2 separate regions of the Homo sapiens genome follow, and region 2 is linked to region 1. Evidence: read pairs that join two places in POLR2A ChIA-PET (ENCODE). Cell type or tissue: OCI-LY7. All regions are shown on one strand. Links, peaks and the distances in the headings refer to the core of each region. The heading gives the core; the rest is flanking DNA. Region 1 overlaps CADM1 (cell adhesion molecule 1). Region 2 overlaps BUD13 (BUD13 spliceosome associated protein).

Evidence for each region. Peaks named below come from ENCODE experiments on the same cell type or tissue, not always from the same donor. Only the 100,000 strongest peaks of a DNase experiment are listed, where the experiment ranks them.
Region 2: POLR2A ChIA-PET joins it to region 1 with 11 read pairs; 2 of 35 experiments call an interaction of 5 or more read pairs at or near these places.

Annotation. Positions count from the first base shown.
Region 1 is chr11:115,386,846-115,394,845 of GRCh38, forward strand. All of the region lies in intron 1 of CADM1 (cell adhesion molecule 1), which reads right to left. Among named protein-coding and RNA genes, the nearest start is that of CADM1-AS1, 5.9 kb to the right of the region's middle. In OCI-LY7, for the core only: no CTCF peak of the experiment used is centred there; DNase peaks (open chromatin) are centred at 3,836 and 4,956; H3K4me3 peaks cover 2,242 bases; H3K27ac peaks cover 2,309 bases.
Region 2 is chr11:116,735,166-116,751,697 of GRCh38, forward strand. It overlaps BUD13 (BUD13 spliceosome associated protein), which reads right to left. Exons shown (of 10, transcript NM_032725.4): 10 at 13,008-13,410. The coding sequence ends at 13,317. Among named protein-coding and RNA genes, the nearest start is that of BUD13, 30 kb to the right of the region's middle. RefSeq lists a silencer at 7,802-7,901. In OCI-LY7, for the core only: a CTCF peak has its summit at 7,814; a DNase peak (open chromatin) is centred at 7,816.

The DNA of each region.
Region 1 (8,000 bases), core at 1-8,000:
CTTGAAAAATGCATATAGTTGATATACCCACTATTCAAAGATGTTTTCAAAGTTAAACTAGAAGAGTGGGAACTAATGAAATTTATCACCAGTAAGCTAGCATCAAGAAGTAAAATATAAAAACAACAACAACAACCAAGTAGCAACAGTGTATGGAAGCAGGGAACATAACCCATTGTACACAGACAAAGGGGCTAAGCAAGCCTCTGTCGTGAAGTGCCTGTCACTTGCCTTATCTGTGAACCAAACATCTCTTATTTTCTACTATACAAAAAGCTAAGGCTGGTCACAAGAATCAAGGGTTGCTTTTCTTCTCTTTGAATATCTAATAAGTATGCTTGATTAAAAAATAAAGTTGATCATTTTAAACTTGAAGAGATGAACCCCATTTGCTATAAATAAATGACCAACTTCTAGCAGTAATACATGTCTCAGTATACCTTTATACAGAGTTTTGAATTTGGAAAGCATATTAGTGTTCCACATATTCAAAAAATAAAATTAATAAACAAAGATGGGAAAGATAAAAACCTAAAATTGAAAGGAAAATGAAGCAAAGGGAAAATGAAGCAAAGGGAAATTGTACTTCAAATTAAAAACATAACCACTATGAAGAGAGGTGAGAAAAAGAATAATATAAGTTACGAACTCAAAATTTTACTATCTACCCTATTCTAAGAAAGTGTGGAGGGAAAACATGTCCTGAACTTTTTAGTAGGTCTTTTTCTGTAGTAGTATGGGTGACATAATTTGAATCTATTTTTAGATGTATTAAAGGACTGAGTAAATGAACAAATGTGTTAGGCAGCAGGGTTTTCACTGTGGAAGAATAATACATTATAGAATGGAGATAAGCATTCTCTGTGAAAATGGTTTGAACTTGGAAGTATTAGTGTGAACTCACAATTCCTAAAATATGTGCTTGTGTATGCACACATGCATGTGTGTGTATATTATTTTTCCTGTCTCCTAAAAAAGGCCTAGAATCAAATCTACCCTGTTAGTAAGCAGCACACCTAGCACCCCAATATTGGTTTCTAATACCTTTCTCCTCTAAAAAAAAAACAAACAAACAAACAAAACTACCCAAAAAACAAAAACAGAAGTCATCAGAGAAATGGTTGATTACAGGGCTAGGGCAGGGAAAGGACAAGATAAGCCTAGCACATCTCACACCAGAAAAAGTTAGTGCTGAGAAAATGATGGGAGCATATTAGAAGAACACAAGAGACAATCTAAAGGGGCCCCCACCAATTAAATCTAGGACAATTTGAGCACCAAAATAATTAAGAAAAGTAGTGAACTATACACCACTAAAAAGGGGAGTCTATAAGTCAATACGACTGACAGACAGGCAGACAGACAGATAGATGGATAGACAGACTGACAGACAATGAGAGTGGGTGGGTGGATGGGTGGATGGGTGGATGAATGGATAGAAAAATTCTTTATAGGAGAATGCTAACTACTGACTGGTAAAGGTTGATGAAGTGTTATAGTTGGAAAATCACCATAGAAAAGACTGGTTCAAGCAAGGATCATCAATAGATGTTAAATCTAAGGGGTGAGTTTTGAAGAGGAACAAGATATTTGCATGCTCTTAAAGTGCCTTCCCACGGATTGCTTATTAGTTGTAAGGGTTAATATAGTAACTATACAGTAGAAAAATCAGGCAATGCCCTGATCAGATAACCAAAATTACTATCACCAACAAAGGGTAGAAGGACATTGGGTACCTCTGGATGTAATAGTGTAATCTCCAGAATAATAGTGAAGGACATGTTACTTCAGTATTATTCTGGTTGGGAATACACAGCCTTAATCTCATCATGACAAAACATCAAACTCAAAACTTTTTTACCTAAAAAATAAAAGAGGTGGGGGAGTTCTGTATATTTTTTAATGTCAATGTCACAAAAGACAAAGAAAGCCTGAAGAACTGTTCCCCATTAAAGTAGATTGAAGAGACATAACAGCTAGATGCAATATGTAATCCTGGACTGGATCTTGCACTGTAGGGAGGAAAATTGCTATAAAGGATATCATTAGATCAACTGACCAAACTGAAATATGGAGAATGCTGACAGAAGATTAGATAAAAGTATTATGTCAATGTTAAATTTCCTGAAGCTAATAATTATACCATAGTTACATAAGAAAATCTTATTCTTCGGAAATATACTCTGATGTATTTGGAGGCAAAAAGACATGGTGGATGCAACTTACCCTAGAATGGTTCAGAAAAAATGCACAGAGAAAGATGGAAGGGAAAAAGATAAAGAAGGAAGGAGTGAAAAAGACAGAGGGAGAGTTCACAGACACAAATGATAAAGCAAATGGAACAAAATGTCAATAAGAGGCGAATCCGTGTAAAATGAATACGGGTATACATTGTACTATTTTTGCAACTTTTCAGTAAGTTTGAAACGATTTCCAAATAAAAAATGTAAACAACAACAACAGACAAACAAAACAATGTCTTCACTCACACAGCCTTGTGAATTTAAAATAACATACACGGTGTTCCTAATCTCATAACTTTATTTCTGGAAATATCACCTCAATGTGGAAAAAGTCATATGTGCAAAGATATTTGTCAAAGCATTGTTTATAAAAGCAAGCAACTTGAAAATACCACATGTAGTTTTCAAAAACTGAGGAGAATGGTTAAATTATGCTATGTAAATTCCAAAGAACATTATGCAGTATTTAAATGTGTTTACAAAAGTTTATAACAATTGAAAACACATGACATGATATTAAGTGCAAACAACAGGACTAAAGATGATACATATAGCATGATCACAACTAAGTAAAACAGGCAGATAAAAGGAAAAACCTTAGACAAAAATGCCTATAAAGAAATCCAAGAAACTATCAATATTGGTCATCTGTTCCTAGGAGATGGTTCATGGATGATTTTTTTTCTCTTCTACTAATAATTAATTAGATATATAATCTAATAATTATATAATACAAAAGAAGCTTTATTCTTTAAATTATAGAAGTTAGTAGGAATAAGTTACATTTACTTATCTTCAGGAACACCTGTTATGTAAGTAAATTATACTGTGGATGTGCGACTATCAAAATCGAATCTGAGCTACTTGTAGTCTCAAAGATGGGAACTAAAACAGAGAAGTCATAGTCATACTAGGAGACAGTCGTAAGTGGTACTTATTTAGAGTTGTGCATCCACACATTCATGAGCCATTAATGCCTCTTTTCTCCTTATTCTGAGCCATCAGAGGATAGTGGGATTACTGTGTACCCTCCCATCCCACCTCCCCCCATGTCACAGGAGAAAAAAGGAAAAGCAGTGGTGCTTACAAAGATGGAGCATGTGACAGTGGCTTCACTGATTTCAAGCTATTAATTTTTGAGCTAAACAGTCACATTTCTTACCACTCCTGCTCAGAGTATATGTTCAAGCTGAAATTCTCCAATATTCTACAAGTCGAACTGGACAAGCCCAATTATATTGGGAAATGGTGATATTCACTGAGAGAGAGGGAGAAGGGGAAAGGGTTGGGGGGCAGGGAGGAGAGGGAGGAAGGGAGGCGAGAGAGAGAAGGAGAGAGGAAGTGTAGAGGAATATAGGAAGAAGAGAAGTAGGGGACAGAGGGAGAGAAGGAGAAAAGCAGGGGAGAGACTGAGGCAGAGAAAGAAGGGTAAGAGAAAACACCTGTGCTTTGAAAAACTAAGTGACAATGATCAGATGTAAGTGTTTAGTTAACTGAAAGGCTGAAAGGAAAACTGAAACAGCACCACCATTCATTTTCTAATAGGTTCCCGGAGTCACCAGCAAAAGGTTAGGCTACTCTTAAAAAAAAAAAAAAAAAGGTTGGGGGAGGGTGGGAGTATTAAGAGAATAGTGTATAGCAAAACAAAAGAGGAAGTTTCTAGATTAAACAATTATTACAGCTCAGTTCCTGTTTAAGACCTTCACATTTGTGAGCATTTAATTGTATTTATTTCTAAATGTACCCTGGTTTGAGTAATCTTGAACTATGAATCTCATAAACTCAGCCAATAAAATAATTAAAATTCTTTTGCCAAGTTGATATGTATGAAAAAGTCAAACACTTCATTTAAAACTTATGTGAGGCACATTCATAAGAATACACTAATTTCTCATTCAGATTTCAAATTGAATCCATTTAATGACTGCCGATAGCAAAGCAATAGAAATGCACAGAATAGTCATGCAATCGACAATTACCCAAAGTTCCTCTCATGTTTTATGAATCAACAATTGTCTCCTAACTTGTGAAAGAAATCAGTGTGAATTAGCGTCTAGAATCTTATAACCTGTCTGCATTAAACTATAAAAAAAATGAGTACAATTAGACATACAATTTAAAGAATTCATCAATTTAAATGAACAAAAATAAAGAACTTCTCTGTGATCTCATGTTCCTTTTCAAGACAACACACTCTCAGGGCTGTCTGGTTTACCACTATTTCTTCTTTACATTCATGTTCTTTATCAGCAAAACGATTACAATGGTCTTTCAGACTTGAGTGATGAATGACAAAACAACACAGTTCCATTCTAAAATGTGAATGGCCGTGGAGCACAGCTCCAAAAACGAACTGCAATGGTTATGCCAGAGAATAAATAACATCCAGCAACAGAATCAAATTCTAAAATTAAGCAAGAAAAAGAAGTAGAAATAAAAGGAGAAGGAGGAAAAGGCAAAAGAGAAGAGGAGGAGGATGCGGGAGGGAGAGAGGAATCCAGAAATTTCAACACCTGCATCATGAAAAATGTTTTTTCCTTTTTCCCCAAAACAAAACAACACTAGCACTTACTGCAAGACAGATTATTTCTCACCAGGTGGTGAAGAAATCTCACTCCACCCTCAGATTCACACTGACAAAACTTCTCTTACAGCTATGCACATTCTGACATACAAAGGCCACAAACTCAGTGCTCTGGTGCTACAGCTGGTGGAGCCTGATTAAAGGCAGAGTTCCCGCCCATGCATGCAGACAGGAAGATCAACTTACAGACCCCTTCAACAGTGTACAGCAGGGCTCTGGACCAAGGTGATTCATTTTAGCTATCCTAAAAAGGAGATCACCCACAGAGCACAGAATTAAATCTGTGTTATTAAAAAAACAAAATATCAGGCCCACACTAACAATATCACCACAAAGAACAAATATTTCTATACAAGAAAAACAACAAGTCGTTTCTGTTCACATGTCATATTCTCATTACAGCCAGTCCTAACCATCCCATTTAAAATTGTAATCCTTTCCCTAGTACTCCTAGTCCTTCTTACCTTGCTTATTTTTTTCCATAGTTGCTGTCATTCTTAAAATACTATACAATTTGTTCATTTATTGTGTTAATTGTTTATTTCTTACTCCCCACTCAAATATATGTTCTATGCAGGGGGAGATATTTGTCTATTTACTCCAGTGCCTGGCACGTAATAGATACTCAATAAGTGTCTGTTAAATAAATGAATCATTCATTAAGTTCAATGATTTCTTAAAGCTTTTCCTATTCAAGCAGAAAAGGCAAAAATTAGGCAGAGAATTTCTAAAGAGTTATAATAGGACATATAAAGGCTTATTACCTCTACTCTAAAAAGCCTATTTACATTGATTAAACACCACACAGACACACATATACGTACACATTAAACATTGATTCAGAAATGGGTTAAAGAACCTAAAACCCTACTGAAAAGAAAACCAAATGGTTAATAAACTTTTGGAGGAAAACAACCTCGCTGACAGCAAATAAACACAAATTAAAGCAAAATTATATTTTTCCTCTGCATAATTATCAGATACTTTAAAAACTAACATTCGCATTCCCAAACACAAATGACCATGTGGTGAGATGGTCATTTCCAGCCAGGAGGAAGGAAATCAAGACAACCATTATCTGACCCAGGAATTTCAATTGTGAAACCTGCAAAGAAACACTATATAATAGAGGCAAAGATCAAATACAAAGATATTCATGAAAGCAGTATTTACAATAGCAAAATTCTGGAAAAATCTAGAGGATTAAAAGTGGTGAAACAAGCCAGGCACAGTAGTTGTGCACCTGTAGTTCGCATGTGCTCAGAAGGCTGAGGCTCCTGGGCCCAGGGAGGATCTCTTGGGCCAGGAGCTCAGGGCTGTAGTATGCCATGCTTGCACCTGTGAATAGCCACTGCAAACCAGCCTGGGCAACATAGCGAGACCCCATCTCTTCCAAAAAAAAAAAAAAAAAAAAAAAAGGAGAAATAGCCCATTCAATTATGATACATCCACAAAATTAATTATTATATAGTCTTTAAAACATATGCTTGAAGAATATTTACAAAGACAGAAGACTGCAAATAATACAATATTAAATAAATAAAAACAAGAAGAGTCTAATCTGAACTAGGCATGGTAATATGCATGGAAGGTGAAAAATATTAATATCAAGAATATTTTTCTCTGAGTGGTAGGATTATAGCTGAATTTTATCCTCTAAACTATACTTTTATGGATTATCTTTTTTATCAACATAAAGATATTCTACCTTTAGAATTAGAAAAAAATTTTAAATGAAACAGATTTCACAGAAGACTGAAGGAAAGAAAGACTTAATAGAAAAGTTGGGATAAAATATACTTTTCGGGGTTGTCATTAATCAAACAGAAGAATGAAGTCTTAGTAAATAAAGTATTAGAAAAAAGAGCAAATGTTAACAGTATCTGAAAAAAAAAAAACATAGAGGTAGCATTTTTTAAAAACAGAATGCATTCTTATTCCCCTATTAAAAAAAAATCCACAGCTCTGAATAACCTTATAGGGTCCATTCATTCCAAAATTATCTCATTAAAATTTGTATCTTAAAATTCAATCTGAAATTTGACAAGGGATCTTTTCAGTTTTAGTTCCTAATCCACATAGCTATGAAAGAGGAACAAACCTGAAAAAAATGAGAAAATACAAAGCATTATGGCATTAGCACTGTCCTTACCATGAATATAAACTAAAGTTACTGATAATAAATGGACTTTTCAATAAATCAGCCAAATACAGAGTCACCGACCACGGTAATAAATCATCTGCTATGAAAAGGCTGAATTTATTGAAGAAAAAAAAAGAAAACAAAAAACCTTTCTGGATGGTCAGAAGAAAAAACTACCCAAGCTCTTAGGGAAGCCCTTTTTCATAGTATGTACAGGTAGAGTAATCATTTTGACTATCTAAAACAAATTCAAACATTTAGAACAAAGACAATGGTTGTGCTTACAGATCTAGATCTACAGACTTAACATCTGCACATGCTCATTGGAAATCTACAAGGCAGTGTCAACAGAAATATTAACATCCTTTGCAGTCATCTTACAGCACTGCTTTATAAAATTACATCAGATCTCTATCTAAAGCAAGTATTAGAGCTATCCATAGATGCAGTAAAAGAGAATGTGAAGGAAAAGTAAGAAAATTCAAGCAAACCTATTACTTTTCTTTTAAGCTCAAATATATTTCTTAAGGCTAAACATCAGAAGCAAGATGCTTGGATACCAACACTTTCCTTTATGACTTTAGCTTTCTATCTAGCTCCAGAGGGAAAATCATGTTTACAAGAACCACGAGACATGTGAAAAGCAATAACCAAGATAAATGAAAAAAAAAATGCCGGGTTAAGTTTTAGTCAGAACTTTATTGCAAAGGTAGTTTGTTTTATGAGATGAAGAAATCTACTTCTCGTCTTCTCTAGCGTTACATATTGAAAAACGAAAACATGATTAAACTATTCTTTTAATGTCATCTTATTTATAAAGAGCTTAAGGAAAACAATCTGCATGCAGACTGAGCACACTACAGAGATGGTGCATAGTGTGGAACCCAATGTCAAAAACTAAAGTTCAATTTCCAGTGCTAATCAAGTTTCTGAAACAGGAGCTCTGTTGATTTCCCTACGAGCCACATGACTTTGTTTTATAGTCTTGATGCAAAATTTCCTAAAATTTTGAAGCCAATTTTTTTAAAAA
Region 2 (16,532 bases), core at 4,252-12,251, 1.4 Mb after region 1:
GATGAGTGCTTGAATAGTAGTTTTGTCTTTGCCAACAACTTTTTTTTTTTTGAGACAGAGTCTTACTCTGTCACCCTGGCTGGAGTGCAGTGGCTCAATCACAGCTCACTGCAGCCTCAACCTCCCAGACTCAAGTGATCCTTCCACCTCAGCCTCTCAAGTAGCTGGGGCTACAGGTGGGTGCCACCATGCCCAGCTAATTTTTTAACTTATTGTAGAGACAAGGTCTCACTATGTTGCCCAGGCTGGTCTCAAACTCCTGGGCTCAAGCAACCTACCCACCTCAGCCTCCCAAAGCACTAGGATCACATGCATGAGCCACTGCCCCCAGCCCACACTTTCTCTTTAATTCATATTAAAAGACTTTTCAAATTGACTCAGAAGCTAAGTCCTCTCCAGCATGAGGCCATGTTGGCCGGGCTCATCTGAGCCTCAGGAGTATAACCGGGCCCAAGTTGTAACCCCCATTCCGGCCTCCTCCTCTCCTGCACCAAGAAAAACCAGAACAAAGCTTAGCATCCTACCACTTTCATGCTGAGAAAGCATAGAAGAACAAGAAAGTAGGATTTCTAGAGGTTAAAGGTAACTATACTGAGTCCAAAACACCAACTGCACAAATAAAGAGATGGATGCAACATGGCTCCATCTCCTTTCTCACGATATGTGTAAAGGAGACACGGGAGCTTCTGACGATAGTGCAGTGGGAATCCGTGGTGTGATGTGGTCACCATGAAAGCTAATCCAGGCCGGCCATGGTAGCTCACACCTGTAATCCCAGCACTTTGGGAAGCCGAGGCGGGTGGATCACCTGAGGTCAGGAGTTTGAAACCAGCCTGGCCAACATGGTGAAACCCCATCTCTACTAAAAAATATAAAAATTAGCCGGGCGTGGTGGTAGGTGCCTGTAATCCCAGCTACACAGGGGGCTGAGCCAAGATAATGGCTTGAACCTGGGAGGCAGAGGTTGCAGTGAGCTGAGATTGTGCCATTGCACTCCAGCCTGGGCAACAAGAGTGAGACTCCATCTCAAAAAAAAAAAAAAAAAAAAAAAAAAAAAAAAAGAAAGCTAATCCAATCTTAAATACACTGATTAAAATAGAATATCTATCTAGGCCTTTTTTCAGACATCTCTCTCTCCTTCACAAGGAACTGCTCTCCTCTCTGCTTTCTTCTGTCTATTAAACGTTCCACTCCTTAACCCACTAAAAAAATTAATTAATTAGTTAATTAAATAGAATATCTAGCTGAGTGTGGTGGCTCATGCCTGTAATCCCAACATTTTGGCAGGCTGAGGTGAGAGGGAGCCCAGGAGTTCGAGACCAGCCTGGGCAACATAGCGTGACCCCCATCTCTACAAAATATTTAAAATTTAGCCAGGCATGGTGGTGCACACCTATAGTCTCAGCTGCTCAGGAGGCTGAGGCAAGAAGGATCTCTTGAGCCCAGGAGTTTGAGGTTACACTATACATATAAACACACACATACAAACACGCATAATGTCTACACTGAGGGAAGTGATACCCATTGTACTCTGATCAGCACACTTTGAACATTACGGCCCAGCTCACTCCAACTGGAATGAGTTCAGAGAAGTCAGTGTGAGACTCGAAATCATGCATTAAAAAGGATGGTTGAAGAAACTGGGGGAAAAAAAAAGTCAGATGGGCCCAGCAGCTTTCTTCTAATGGCAACATTATGGCTCTTCTAGGGTCCTGCATCCTTTTCCTCCTGCCTCTCCCTCTGGTGTCAGCCTCTGGCACAGGTTGTCACGCTTGGTTCTGCTGTTGAACTGAGGGTAGAGGAGAAGGATGAGGCCCTCTAGGGGAGGTGTCCATGAACACCATTAAACCTTCTGTGTGTGCTCATATGTCTATCACAGCACTGTTCACAATAGCAAAAATATAGAATCAACCTCAATCTAAGTGGCCATCAATGGATGATTGGATAAAGAAACTGTAGTATATATACACAATGGAATACTATTCGGCCATAAAAAAAGAATGAAATCATGGTCTTTTGCAGCAACATGGATGGAACTGGAAGCCATTATCTTAAGTGAAACCAAATCAGACACAGAAAGACATATATTGCATGTCCTCTCTTGTAAGTGGGGGCTAAATAATGCGTACACCCTGGGCACGGTGGCTCATACCTGTAATCCCAACACTTTGGGAGGCTGAGGCAGGTAGGTCACCTGAGGTCAGGAGTTCAAGACCAGCCAGGCCAACAACGCAAAACCCTGTCTCTAATAAAAGTATTAAAAAAAAAAAAATTAGCCAGGCATGGTGGTGTTTGCTTGTAATCCCAGCTACTCGGGAGGCTGAGGCAAGAGAATCGCTTGAACCCAGGAGGTGGAGGGTGCAGTGAGCTGAGATCGCGCCACTGCACTCCAGCCTGGGTGACTAAGTGGGACTCTGTCTCAAAAAATAATAATAATGTGTACACATGGACATAAGAGCATGGAATGATAGACAATGGAGACTTGGAAGGGTGAGAGGGTGGGAGGGGGGTGAATGATGAGAAATTACTTCATGGGCCTTATGTACATTATGCAAGTGATGGATATCCTAAAAGCCCTGAATTCACCACTACACAAGCTGTGCATGGAACAAAATTGCACCTCTATTCCATACATTTATACAAATAAGAATATAATAATTTCAAAAATAAAACTCCGTGTATGAAGATTAATTTCCTACTACCTTATTATGTAAAAGATTGTCTGCTTCCTTTCCTGTATAAGTTTTAATGCAAGACTCTCCTCCTATTAGCTTAATGCTGTGGGCCCAGGAAGGGAAACAGGTAGGGCACAGGGAGAAAAATTTATCCCAACACATCTAAAATTGTGTCAGATAGAAAGGAGTTAGTCTTTTTTTTATATAAGCCCCAAGTTGGATAATTCAGACAAATGGTGAAGCCATGGGGAAAGACAACTGGAAAAAAGCTAGAGTTGCTCAGGAATGGAATACATATGTTCAAATGTGAGTGGAACGGCACATCACATAAATGTGTTTTGCCAGGGGATCCTGGCACTGGGGTGAGTGTGAGGATTAGCTCTTGTCGAAGGCTCTTTCCAACTTTGATTCTAGGATTAATCGAATTAACACTGCATTTCCATGGTACTAGAGGGGAACAGCAGTTGAGCTAGTGAACTGATGGAAATACTTACACACTAATTGGTATGGGGAAGGTGGAATAACTAGAAGCCCTTTAAGGTATCTTCCAACTCTGAGATTCTTATTTTGTGATTCCAGATTCTGAAAGGGAGCCACTGTAGAGCTACTGGCAGATCTACACAGCTGACAAGATGCAGCTCACCCCTCTGTCTCAGGTCTCAGGACAACACCTGGTGTGTGCACGTGGGTGGGGGGTGGGTGTGGGAAGCAGAGATGAGGGCAGGAAAAGATAGACATCTGCAGGGCCAGAGCTTGGGCACACACACACACACACACACACACACACACACACACACGGTGGAGATCCAGAGTTGGACCCTTCCCTTAGCTGCTGGCCACAGTCATCTATTGTTGGGGACACAGCTGCCTCTACCTCCTCTCCCAAAACCAGTGCAGGCTTGAGGCAACCTAAGACACCAAACCTCAGAACCAAAGTCCATTTGCCAAAGCATAGGTGCCCCCTCAAAAGCTGGGGGACAGAAGATGGTGCTGAGCACAGAAGCTACTGCCAGCATGACCAGAAGGTATCACTTAAAGTGGCATCCTTCAGCCATCTCTGTGTGCTCTGAGACTGTGGATAAGAGTCCTCTAGTCACCCACTACCTGGCATCCCCCTCTCACTCCCCTCCCTGTCCCCAGAGCTCCTGCTCTCTGCTTCCCTCCCTTTAATGCAGGGTGGATAGGCAGAGAACACAGGACGCTTCCTGCCCTGGGCCCTGCTCAGACCTCAGTGGTTCAAACACAGCCCTCCCCACAGAGTTCTCACTACCTGCTCCCCATTATGACCACAGCCTCTCTGCATCACCCACAGGTAACATGGCCCTTGGCAGACTGCTTTCTCCATCCCACAGGACTCCCACACACCTCACCCCACTCTGCCTCCTCCACTTTATACTGGCCAAAAACGTGACTTTCTTAACAAGCCAAAAAGCTGCTCATCCTCTCCCAATATCCCACCCTTGAACTTTGAAGGCTGAGTCAAGAGTTTTACTTCTGTCAAAACACAGCCAGTGCAGAGGGCCAACCTTCTTCCCTCCCACTGAGGAACTGGAGGGGCTTCCTCAAGGTCTCATGGACACAGCCTTGCAGCTTTGGAAGCAGAGAGAGAACAAAACCCCTGACTCAATTCTCTTCCTCTTTTGCTCCTAGAGACTGTTCTTTTTCCTGCCCCTTAGGAGACACAGACACCGTAGCAACCGCACTAAGCCCAGCGGTAATGTGTTTTCCTATATGGAGTTCCACCCACCTATGCAGGAGTCCACCACTGACTATCTTCATCATAAGCCACCCTGCCCCCAACCAGCACTATGCTCAAAGGCAAAAGAAACAACCAAACAAACATGAAATGCTGGTGAAAACTGCTTTTGAAATTCCACATGCCCTTAAATGTTAAATGCAGAGAACTCCTCACCCCTCCCCACCCCCACCACTAGTTCTTATGTCCCCAGCTTCAAATAAATTCAAACTGGGTCCTGTCTGGACACCACCACCAGCACCCACCTCTCCCCTGACAAGGGGCAATGGGTAATAGAAGGCTACCATGAGACAGGCAAGAATCACTGGAACAAGCCAATCACTTCTCCCCCGCCTCTAGACACCCCCTCTCCAGGGGACAGAAGATCCCCACCTGTTTGACTACTCTTCTTCAAATAGTACATCCCTCAATCCCACCCAGCAAGAGACACTGGCTCTCCAAACACAGCCAGAGAACTGTGACCCTGGTGTTCAGGTAAAGCCAGGAATAAGACAAGAGAAGGATCAACAGAGACTGGGACATGTGCCACTGAGGCAGCAGACATGCTCTTTAAGTATCTATTTTAAGAAACTATTTATTAAGCACCTACTACATGCCAGACACTATGCTAGATAACTTTATTTCAGATCCTCTCAATAACCAGAAAGGGAGGTATTACCCTGATTTTACAAATAAGGAAATTGTGTGGCCAGGTGCAGTGGCTCACGCCTGTAATCCCAGCACTTTGGGAGGCCAAGGTGGGTGGATCACCTGAGGTCAGGAGTTCGAGACCAGCCTGGCCAACATGGTGAAACCCCGTCTCTATTAAAAATACAAAAATTAGCCGGGCATGGTGGCAGGAGCCTGTAATCCCAGCTACTCAGGAGGCTGAGGCAGGAGAATCACTTGAACCCGGGAGGCGGAGGTTGCAGTGAGCTGAGATTGCGCCACTGCACTCCAGCCTGAGGGACAAGAGCGAGACTCTGTATCAAAAAAAAAAACAAAAAATAAATAAATAAGGAAACTGTGGCTCAGAGAAGTTAAGTAACTTGATAGGAGGTAACATGGACTACTTTTTGATGACCTCTCACTCTAGGAGACTGACCACCACTGACTTCCCCTACTAAGCCCAATTAATGAAGGGAAGGTCAGAAGGACCCCCCCTCGCCCCCCCTCAACCCCCCACAAACTGAACTTCCCACTGGGGGGAGCAGCAGAAGGGAGCTGCTTTTCAGCAGTTGGAAGCCCAGGAGGAAATAGCCCCAGGAGATGTTAAATACCACCTGAAGCCCCTTGGCATGGCTCCATCCTGCAGCATTATTTTTACCCCGGGCAGCAAACATATCCAGCATGTGCAGAAGGAAACTGCCCCCGGCTGGCAGCCCACTACTTAATCTGCATGAAGAGCTGAGCTGGCCAAAGCAGGAGACGGCCATCCTGGCTGGCAACAGCACTGTCAAATTTGATGGGGACACAGTGACCAGGGTAAAGTGCCCAAGCTCTCTGTCAACAAGTAATCAGCATGAAGGTCCTATAACTTCAGGATGTATGGGGGAAAACAAGGAAGAGTTTATCCTGCTGGGATATCCCAACCCCCCTTTTCTTGGGAGACCCAGAAATGTGGCTCTCCCTAATCTACAACCATTCACAGACTGATCTCTCCCTGACAACAGAGGTAATGTAAGTACGCACTGAACATACACGTTTGACACACAGTAAGTACTTAATGAAAGAGAGCAATTAAAACAATAATTTTTTTCCCAGACAGGCATTCCTCTCTTCCCAGAGGTCTTGTCTACCACCTCCCAAGCCCCTGGCAAAAAGAGACAAGGGGCCAGGCGCAGTGGCTCACGCCTATAATCCCAACACTTTGGGAGGCAAGGTGGGCGGATCACCTGAGATCAGGAGTTTGAGACCAGCCTGACCAACATGGTGAAACCCGGTCTCTACTGAAAATACAAAAATCAGCTGGGTGTGGTGGCGCACATCTGTAATCCCAGCTACTGGGGAGGCTGAGGCAGAAGAATTGCCTGAACCCAGGAGGCAGAGGTTACAGTGAGCTGAGATCGCGCCACTGTACTCCAGCCTGGGTGACAGAATGAAACTGTCTCAAAACACACACACACACACACACACACACACACACACACGAGTCAAGGGCACGTGCCCCTCTAACACACTTGGTTAGGATCTTCAAAGCCGAGTTCCAAACTGAAACTACCAGCAAGCAGTTCTTCCAGGACTGGGGAACTCAGCTTCAAGTACACTAGGACCTCCTTGCAGAGGCTATGAGAACCCCTGGTAAGAACTGCTCTGGACAGGAAACAGTCCCTTGGACTGCCCCCTCACCTCTTACCTTGCTACTGGAGTGAAGATAGGTGGGGGTGACAACTGCAGGGAGAGGAATCTGTTGTTTAAATTCTGACTCTTTCCCAACTCAGAGCGATTTTGAGCAAGTTAACCTCTCTGCACAATTGCTTCCTCTCCTACTAAAAGGAAAATAAAGAAAACAGGCCCTGTTTACTAAGCACTAGAGATTGCATTTTTACGTGTGACAGGATAAAGTCACACACTTTGTAATTCCTTAGCTGACAGAGGGCGCTGGATGTGATATGCGGAGGGAAAGACTGACTCCTTTTTCAGCAGACTGCTCTCTGTCCCCTCCCAAGGGGGTGGGTTCACAGGTACTGCCTGAGTATCAACCTACCACCAAGATCGCCCACGTGCCCTTGTTTTCTGAAAGGGTGAAGCTGTATAAGGCCAAGATCAACACCATCAAGTTTGAATCATTCAGGAGAGATAAAGGAGAGACTGAGTCATTCCAGTCTATTACTACGTCTATTACTACTATTATATTCTATCTGAGCCAGAGTGTCTGCTCAGTGATTCTTCTTTTTTGTTGTTTTTACATTTTTTAAATTTTATTTATTTCATTGAGATGGGGTCTCATTGTCCAGGCTGGTCCTGAACTCCTGTGCTTAAGTGATCCTCCCACTTGACCTCTTGAGTAGCTGGAATTACAGGAATGCACTACCATTCCCGGCCTGTTTTAATATTTTTAAATTCAGATATAATTATCATACCATAAAGTTCACCCTTTTAAAATGTACAATTCAGAGGTTTTTCACATTGCTCATGGCTTCTTAAGTCTAAACTTGAAAGTGGAGGAGGCGCAAGAAAGGAGATTTGATTAAAAGGAAAAAAAAAATCTTCCACGTAGAGAAAGGTTTCCAAAGCCCAAGTAAGGGAGATTCTGGTCAAAACCTAAATACTAGGTCTCTCTCTTGAAAATCTTTTCCATATTGGAAACAGGATTATGTTCTAGATCTAAGGCCTACTATTATTAAGTGTGTATAGACCCAGGGCTCCGCTTTCGCCAGTCTAGAAAAGGCATATCACACTGCCCTCTAGTAGACAGCCTAGGAAATGACAGTCAGCTAGGGACTGGACAGGCTTGCGATCTCTGCCCTACAAGATGTGCTGTGTTCTCACACTTACAGGCAGAGAAATTGGAGGGGGTGGAGTTTTTAAATGTTCACTAATGCCTACTAAATAAACATAGAGCTCACCTGAAACAGAATCTAACTGCTTTCCCTACACCTTAATCTCTGCTTAAAAATAAATAATACATTCCTGCGCATGCCTGTAATCTCAGCTACTCGGAAGACTGAGGCAGAATTGCTTGAACCCAGGAGGTGGAGGTCGCAGTGAGCCGAGATCGTGCCACTGCACTCCAGCCTAAGCGACAGAGCGAGACTCGGTCTCAAAAAAATAAAAAATGAATAAATAAATAAATAATACATTCCTTTGTTAAGGGAAAAAAAGTGATTTCAGATTTCTAAAGCCTCTGAGCCTCTTAAGAGTGAGGTGTTCCTAAGAAACAGCGTGAGGGTCCCACAAAAATGAAGTTAAAACCCGAACCCATACAGAAACAAAACCTAGCTGTGCAGAAGGGGTGTGACAATGAGCTAGGAGTTGAATGCCTCCTCTGCCACCTTGGGAAGGCGAGACAGTAGGATCACAGCCCACAAGTTTCAAGCATGCCATAGCACTCCAGCCTGGGCAACACAGCAAGATCTGAGCTGTAAAAATAAATAAAGTACTTCCATCTCATAAATGCTGATTCTCGACACAATTCCAGTTTACATTTTATCTCCCTACCTAAGCCCTTCTCTGACAATCACTGGCCAGAGTTAGGGAAGAGACATCCCTAACTTGGTAGTGACCCCAACTGATACTCCCTTCGGGATTTTCAGGTCTCAAAACTATTTAAAAATCTATGTATGTCTCAAATGGCTGGGGGATGGACAGCCTTTCTTTACAAGTCTGAGAAGTATATAATGTGGCAAAGATAATATGTTATGTGTCCAACAACATCCATTTATCCCTTCTTCCTGATGCATATTATATGCCTCGGGCTCCTTTGCATTAAGAGGGAGCCTTGTGACTAGGTTCTTACCAACAGAATATGAGTAGAAGTGTGTGCCGCTTCTAGAGCTAGCCGGTAACATCTGCCAAGCAATCCTTCACGTTCTGCTCAACTCACTAAAATGGTAATGCCCAACACAACCTTGGAAGCCATAGTGAAGCTGGCATCAGCCTGATCCCTAAACAACTTCATAGAGTATCTCACTCCTACTTTCTCAACCTGAAACGACCTGCATGTTACACGAGTGAGCAGGGGGGAAACACATGTCTATTTGGAGTCTGCTTTAGCAGTTTAGTCTACCCTAACTAATATGGGTACTAAATGTCAATTCCATGAAACCAGACCTTGCTTCTGGAGCTGCACTTAGGGCTTCAGGTGCACAGAACTGAGTTATCACAGGCCTGAGTTCATGATACACGATCACTTTCATCCATGCAAAGCCCTCTTTGCTTCCCTTTCCCCGCTTCATTCTCCATTCTAGTCTCATTCTGTTCCCTCCCACAAACCTATTCTACTGATTAAGGTGTATATCCTCCTTATAAAATAATATCACTTCATGTGTTTATATAGCTGATTTTTGCTTTAAATTTCACTGTTCCTTATTTTTTCACTTGAAGTCTACCATTTCACGAAATTCCTAACAGCTTGCATTTGACTTAAAAAAAAAACTCCATTATATGCATATACCACATTTTACTTATCAATTTCCTTAGTGATGGACATCTAAGTTTTTTCCAAATTCTTGCCACCCAAACTATACATAGAAAAACATCCTTGTATCTACTCCTCAAGGATTTATGCAAATTTCTCCGAAGGATATAGCCAGGAGTGGAACTACTTTGAAGTATGTACATAAAGTATTAGTTATCTGTTGCTGTATAACAATTGTTATGGTTATAACTGTAACTGCTGTTGCTTACCTACCCTAAATGCAAACTTCCTTCCCTAAATGCTTGAGCAGCTTAAAACAATAACAACCCATAGAATGAGAAAAGTATTTGCAAATCATGTATCTAGTAAAGGACTTATAACCAAGATATATATAAAGAACCCTTTACGTAAGAGAGTGCCTGTGTATGTGTATATATAACCAATAACCCAAATGAAAAATGGGCAAAGGATTTGAATAAAGATTTCTCCAAAAGATATATAAAGATGCTCAACATCACTAGCCACCAGGAAAATGCAAATCAAAACCATAATGATATACCACCTCCCACCCATCAGGATGGCTATAATCAAAAAGACAAATAATAAGTGTTGGCAAGCATGTGGAGAAATTGGAACGCGCATACATTTCTTTGGAATAAGTTTGGCAGTTCCTCAAAAAGTTAAACATGGAGTTACATATGACCCAGCAATTTCACTCCTAGGAATATATCCACCCCTAGGAATATAAAAAAGAAAATATACATCCATACAAAAACTTATACATGAATTGTTCACAGCAGCATTATTCATAATACCCAAACAGTGGAAACAACTCGAATGCCCATCAAATGATGCATAAATAAAATGTGGTATATCCGCACAAGGGAATATTATTCAGCCTTAAAAAGGAATGTAGGGCTGATACATATTACAACATGGATGAACCTTGAAAACATTATGCTAAGCACAAAAAGCCAGACACAAAAGGCCAAATATTATATGACAGTCTCACTCATATCTTATTAATATATGAAAGTCCAGAACGGGCAAACTATACAGGCAGAAAGTAGATTAGTGTTTGCCTAAGGCTGGAGAAGTTAGGGGAAAGTGGGGAGTGACTGCTAATGGGTACAAGGTTTCTTGTACCCACAAGATGATAAAAATGTTTTAAAATTAAATGTGGTGATGGTTGCATAACTCTGTGATATATTACAAGCCACTGAATCATACACCTTAAGTGGGTGAATTGTGTAGTATGTAAATTATATCTCAATAAAGCAGTTTTTAAAAAATACTAAACATGGCCAGGCGCAGTGGCTCATGCCTGTAATCCCAGCACTTTGGGAGGCCGAGGTGGGCAGATCACGAGGTCAGGAGTTCAAGACCAGCCTGGCCAACATAGTGAAACCCCACCTCTACTAAAAATACAAAAATTAGCTGGGCATGGGCACCTGTAGTCCCAGCTACTCGGGTGGCTGAGGCAGGAGAATTGCTTGAACCCGGGAGGCAGAGGTTGTGGTGAGCCAAGATCACACCACTGCACTCCAGCCTGGGAAACAGAGTAAGACTCCACCTCAAATAAATAAATAAATACTAAACATTTATTATCTCAGAGTTTCTTTGGTTCAAGAATCTGGAGCTGGATGTTCTGGGTCAGGATCTCTCACGAGGTCGATCAGGGCTGCAAGCCTGAGGGAGGGCTTGAGTAGAGCTGGCGGATGCACTTCCAAGGTGATTCACTCCTACAGAAGGCAATTTGGTGCTGGCTGTTGGTGAGAGGCCTCAGAGCTTCTCTACCTGGGCCTCTCCAGAGGGCTGCTTGAGTGTCCTCATGATATGGAAGCTGGCATCCTCCAGAGCAAGGATCCAAGATAGCACAAGGCAGATATTTTAATACCTTTTATGACCTACCTTCGTAAGTCACACATTTCTAGTACATCCTATTGGTTACACAGGTCAACCTTATTTATTGTGGGAGGGGACTATACAAGGGTTTATATACCAGAGGGCAGAGATCATTAGGGGCCATCGTGGAAGCTGGCTGCCCTACTTGATGATAATGATGACAATGATAATAATAACAGCTAATAATTCTGTGACACTACTGTGTGCCAGGCATTGTTCTAAGCTTACAATAAACCTATGAGGTAGGTACTATTATGTCTATTTCACAGACGAAAAAACTAAGGCATAGAGAAGTTAACTGGCTTACCAAAGGTTACACAGCTAGCAAACGACATAGCTGGGATTCAAATTCAGGCAGTATAGCTCCAGAGCCACACTATTAAAAACTGCAATATCGCTCCCTAGGTATTACTTGATTTCAGTAAGTTTCATTCATTTGTTCTCCAAAATGAATACACCAGCTGAAATATTCCATGTAGCCGGGCACAGTGGTTCATGCCTGTAACCCCAGCACTTTGGGAGGACAAGGCGGGCGGATCACCTGAGGTCAGGAGTACGAGATCAGCCTGGCCAACATGGTGAAACCCCATCTCTACTAAAAAAACAAAAATTGTGTAGCGCATGCCTACAGTCCTGGCTACTCAGGAGGCTGAGGTGGGAGGATTGCTTGAACCTGGGAGGCAGAGGCACCACTGCACTCCAGCCTGGATGACAGAGTAAGACTCTGTCTTTTTAAAAAAAAAAAAAAAAAGAAAGAAAGGAAAAGAGAAAAGAAAAGAAGAGAAAATATTCCATGAGTTCTGATTCCCCATCAGATCAGTCTCTTGCTTATTTTTGCCAAACTAAGATGTAAGGTAGAAACTCAGTGTTTTAATTAGCGTATCTGTAATTACTAGTGAGGTAATATACTTATGAGCCACTCTGGTTTTCTCTTTAGATTTTACCTATTCATATTTTTGCATATTTTTATTTCATCTGTCTTTTTCTTCATGATTTGCAGAAGCTCTTTCTATATTCTATCCCTTGTATATGCAATCCTTGTCAGTTTTAGACACTGCAAATATTTTCTCCTAATCCGTATCCATCTTTAGCTTTGACTATGGGATGCTTTGCTAAATAGAAACCTTTAATTACAAAGTAATCAAAGCTATCAAATCTTATGCATTGTGCTTTGGGATCTTATTTAAGAAATTTATCTTTACCCCAAGGCACAAAAACATTTGCCATTTGTTCCTACTAGCTGTATATCACGTTATCTTTCATTTAGGTCTTTAATCACTTTGGGATTTTTGTTTTATATGGTATGAGGGTTCAACTTTATTTTTGTCCATATAATAAGCCAATTTTCTGAGCACTATTATCCATCTCTTCCCTACTAACTTGTGACACTATCTTTATCATACACCATGTCTCCAAATATCTGTGTGTCTATTCCTGAGTCTAGTTTAGTACTAATTCCTGTTTTCTCAGAGGAAGGATCTATCACTAAGAAAGTTTTTACTCACACTGCTTTCTAGATTAGTGAAAAATTCAACCACCACCCCCCAAATCCCCACAGGTTCAATATTAGCCTGTATTCTTCCCAAAACAGAATACCCAGTTAAGAAGATAATTTTAAAAAAATAAATACATGTTTATTTAAAAAAGAAAAAGAAAAACCCTACCAAGAACAAACCCTGGTCAATGAGAAATCAATGCTTCCTCTGAAAGCCAGCAACAGCCGGTGCTGTCACACCCAAGAAGTACAGGTACCTCAGTCCAAACATCAGGTCTCGAATATTCTTCTGTGGTCAAAACTGGCATTCAACAAGTTGCTGGTCTGTGTGGGCTCCAATTATTAGCACAGACAACTGTTACCACTGGATATCTCGCTGCCTATGCCCACTACCACAGCCCAGCCACCCCCACAGCCTCAGGAAAGTTACATATCCTCAACACTCCATTTGTAGGCAAGTTCCTCCACTGCCTTCTTGCTGGCAAGCCTGGCAAAGCGCTTCTGTTCAAATCCATTGGATCTGCAATCAAAAGAGACATACTATTCAGCTAGAACCCTGAAAGGGGCATTTGTTTCAAAAGAAAGGGAAGAGTTCACAATATAATGAAAAGGGGGGAAAGTAAGGAGTCATATGAAAATATTTTAGGCATGGCCGGGCACGGCGGCTCACGCCTGTAATCCCAGCACTTTGGGAGGCCAAGGCGGGTAGATCACGAGGTCAGGCATTCAAGACCAGCCTGCCTAATATGGTGAAACCCTGTCTCTACTAACAATACAAAAATTAGCCAGGTGCAGTGGCAGGTGCCTGTAATCCAGCTATTCGGGAGGCTGACGCAGGAGAATCGCTTGAACCTGGACAGCAGAGGTTGCAGTGAGCGGAGATCGTGCCACTGCACTCCAGCCTGGGTGACAGAGACTCTGTCTCAAAAAAAAAAAAAAAAAAAAAGAAAGAAAGAAACAAAAAAGAAAAGAAAATATTTAAGGCATATGCAATAGAATCAAAGGGACAAAATATATCATTCATCCTTTTCTTAGTCCTTGTTCACACCCTTCCCCCACTCTGACAGCTATTTCAAACGTTTGCCACTCTAAAAGCCTGGTTCTCTCTCAGCTGATGTCCACATCTTATATTTTATCCATTCATTACACAAACATTTATTGAATTTTCATTATATACTAGGTACCATGGTAGACACTACATGAAAATGAGTATGACACAGCACCTGTCCTGATGAACTCCCAGACTAGTGGAAGAGAGAGACATTTAAACAAATAAATTAAAAGAACAGCATAAACTCTGGTAGAAATACGCATGGGGTGTCATGGAAACAGAATGGGTATCTTAATCAGCTTGGGGGAGGTATGATAAAAAGGTGACATGAGGGTTGGGCAAGAATGATCAGTAAAGGCTCTGTGTTAACTACAGCACTGGGGATGGAAGGGCCAGAAAGGGTCTGGAGGTCATTTCAGAACAGAATGAGCAACAAGAACAAAGGCACGGAAATAAGAAGTGGCCTGGTATGTGCAGCAAACCAAAGGCAAACTGGTATGGCTGGAACCTGAAGTATGACAAAGGGAACAGCCATGAGTCAAAGTTGGAAAGGCGCAGAGGCCAATGCATAATGAGCTGCGTAGGCCATGGTAAAAAGCTTAGATTTCATCCAGAAACGATGGGTTTAAAGCAAGAACTTAAACTGCATTTCAAAGAGATCACTCTGGAGGGGATCTGGGGCAGGAAAATCACTGCAATGGTCCAGGCAACAGATGATGAAGGCAATGATAAAGAGGGACGGAAGAGAGAAGACACAGGAGGCAAAATTAGTAAGACTAATTAGCAGCACTAATTGATTAGGTACACAAGGACAAAGAAGGAGGAGGCAAGTTAGAGAGCACAAGAGTAGGAGCAGGCTTACAGTAGAAGCTGATGAGTTCAGCTTTGAATACAATGCATTTGAAATCTCTCAAGTCTAAATCAATAGAGAAATCCAACAAACAGCTAAATACACCAGACCAAGATGCAAATACTGATTTGGAAATCATGTACATATAGGTCATAGTTGAAAACATGACTAGGTAAGAATCAGCCAGAGGGAGCACATAGAGTGAGAACAGCTAAAAATTATGGATGGAGCCCTGGGAAAGACTTAAGAGGTGCACAGAGGAAGAGGAGTTTGCAAAGGTGGCCAAGAATGATCAGAGAAAAGAACCAGGAGTAGGGTGTCATGGAAAACAATACAGGGGTGAATTTCAAGGAGGTAGTGAGTGGACCTCAAATCCCTTTAATTACCATGCATTCTCTTGGTCTTCTTATCTAAACTTCTTAAAAAGCCTGTATTCACTATTTGTTTCCTCACTTTTCATTCACTCCTTAATACATTAGAACCTGGCCATTGTTTCACTACACAACGGAACTAGCCCTTTCAGGTCATCACTGACATTCCTTGTTGCCAAATCCAATGACTCCTCCTTCCTCTTCCCCAAATCAGCAAACAGGTCCCACCAGCTCACCCCTGACCACATCCCCACTTCCTATTCTCTTACTAACCATCCTTACTACCACTGCCTGCAAGTCGTAGTTCAGACACTCATTACTTTCAGCCTGAGCTACTGCAAAAGCCTTGTATCTGTTCTACTTCCAATCTTGTACCTTTCAAATCCTTCATATTACTGCTATAATGGATTTGTCTATCTAAAATGCAGAGCTGTTTTTAATCCTTCCGTGTCTCCCCTTTACCTCTAGGGTGAAGACCAAGCTCCTCAGATAGGCTTCCAGGGCCTTCTGTGATCACGGTCTGCCAACCTCTCTCATCCATCTCACGCTTTATGCTATCCAACAACAGCAAATTACTTAGGGACCCCCACCACCTGGTAACACCATGGTGTCTCATAGCCTTATGACTCTGCACATATAGGACCCTCTTCCTTTAATATCCTTCCTTTCCTTCTTATCTTGGCTGGTTACCAACATCCCTTAAAACTCAGCTCCCACATTTCATCCGTTAGGAAGCACTTCCTGATCACTCACATCCTCCTAAGGCTCAACTTACTCTTCCTTTGTGCTCCCAAAACATCTTGAAAATCTTCTATAGTAACACTAACCAAACAGCGTTGAAACTGTCTGTCTTCTATTCTAGATTGAAAGTGAGCTCCTGGGCTCAGGGGCTATCTCTCTTTAATCATGGAATCCCTAGTACCTACTACCTAGCTGCTTACACTTATAACATGTATGCTAAGACTTTCCCTTAAGGGATGAGTGGAGTGAGTAACAGAGGGCTTTAAGAAGGGAAGCTTGGCCGGACATGGTGGCTCACGCCTGTAATCCCAGCACTTTGGGAGGCCGAGGCAGGTGAATCACCTGAGATGAGAAGTTCGAGACCAGCCTGGCCAACATGGTGAAACCCTGTCTCTACTAAAAATACAAAAATTAGCTGGGCGTGGTGCTCACGCCTGTAATCCCAGCTACTCGGGAGGCTGAGGCAAGAGAATTGCTTGAACCTAGGAGGCGGAGGTTCCAGTGAGCCAAGATCGTGCCATTTTGCACTCCAGCCTGAGCAACAAGAGCGAAATTCCGTCTCAAAAAAAAAAGAAGGGAAGCTTATTATAAATGGCATCCTCTCCAACCTTAGAAGCATGGATGGTATT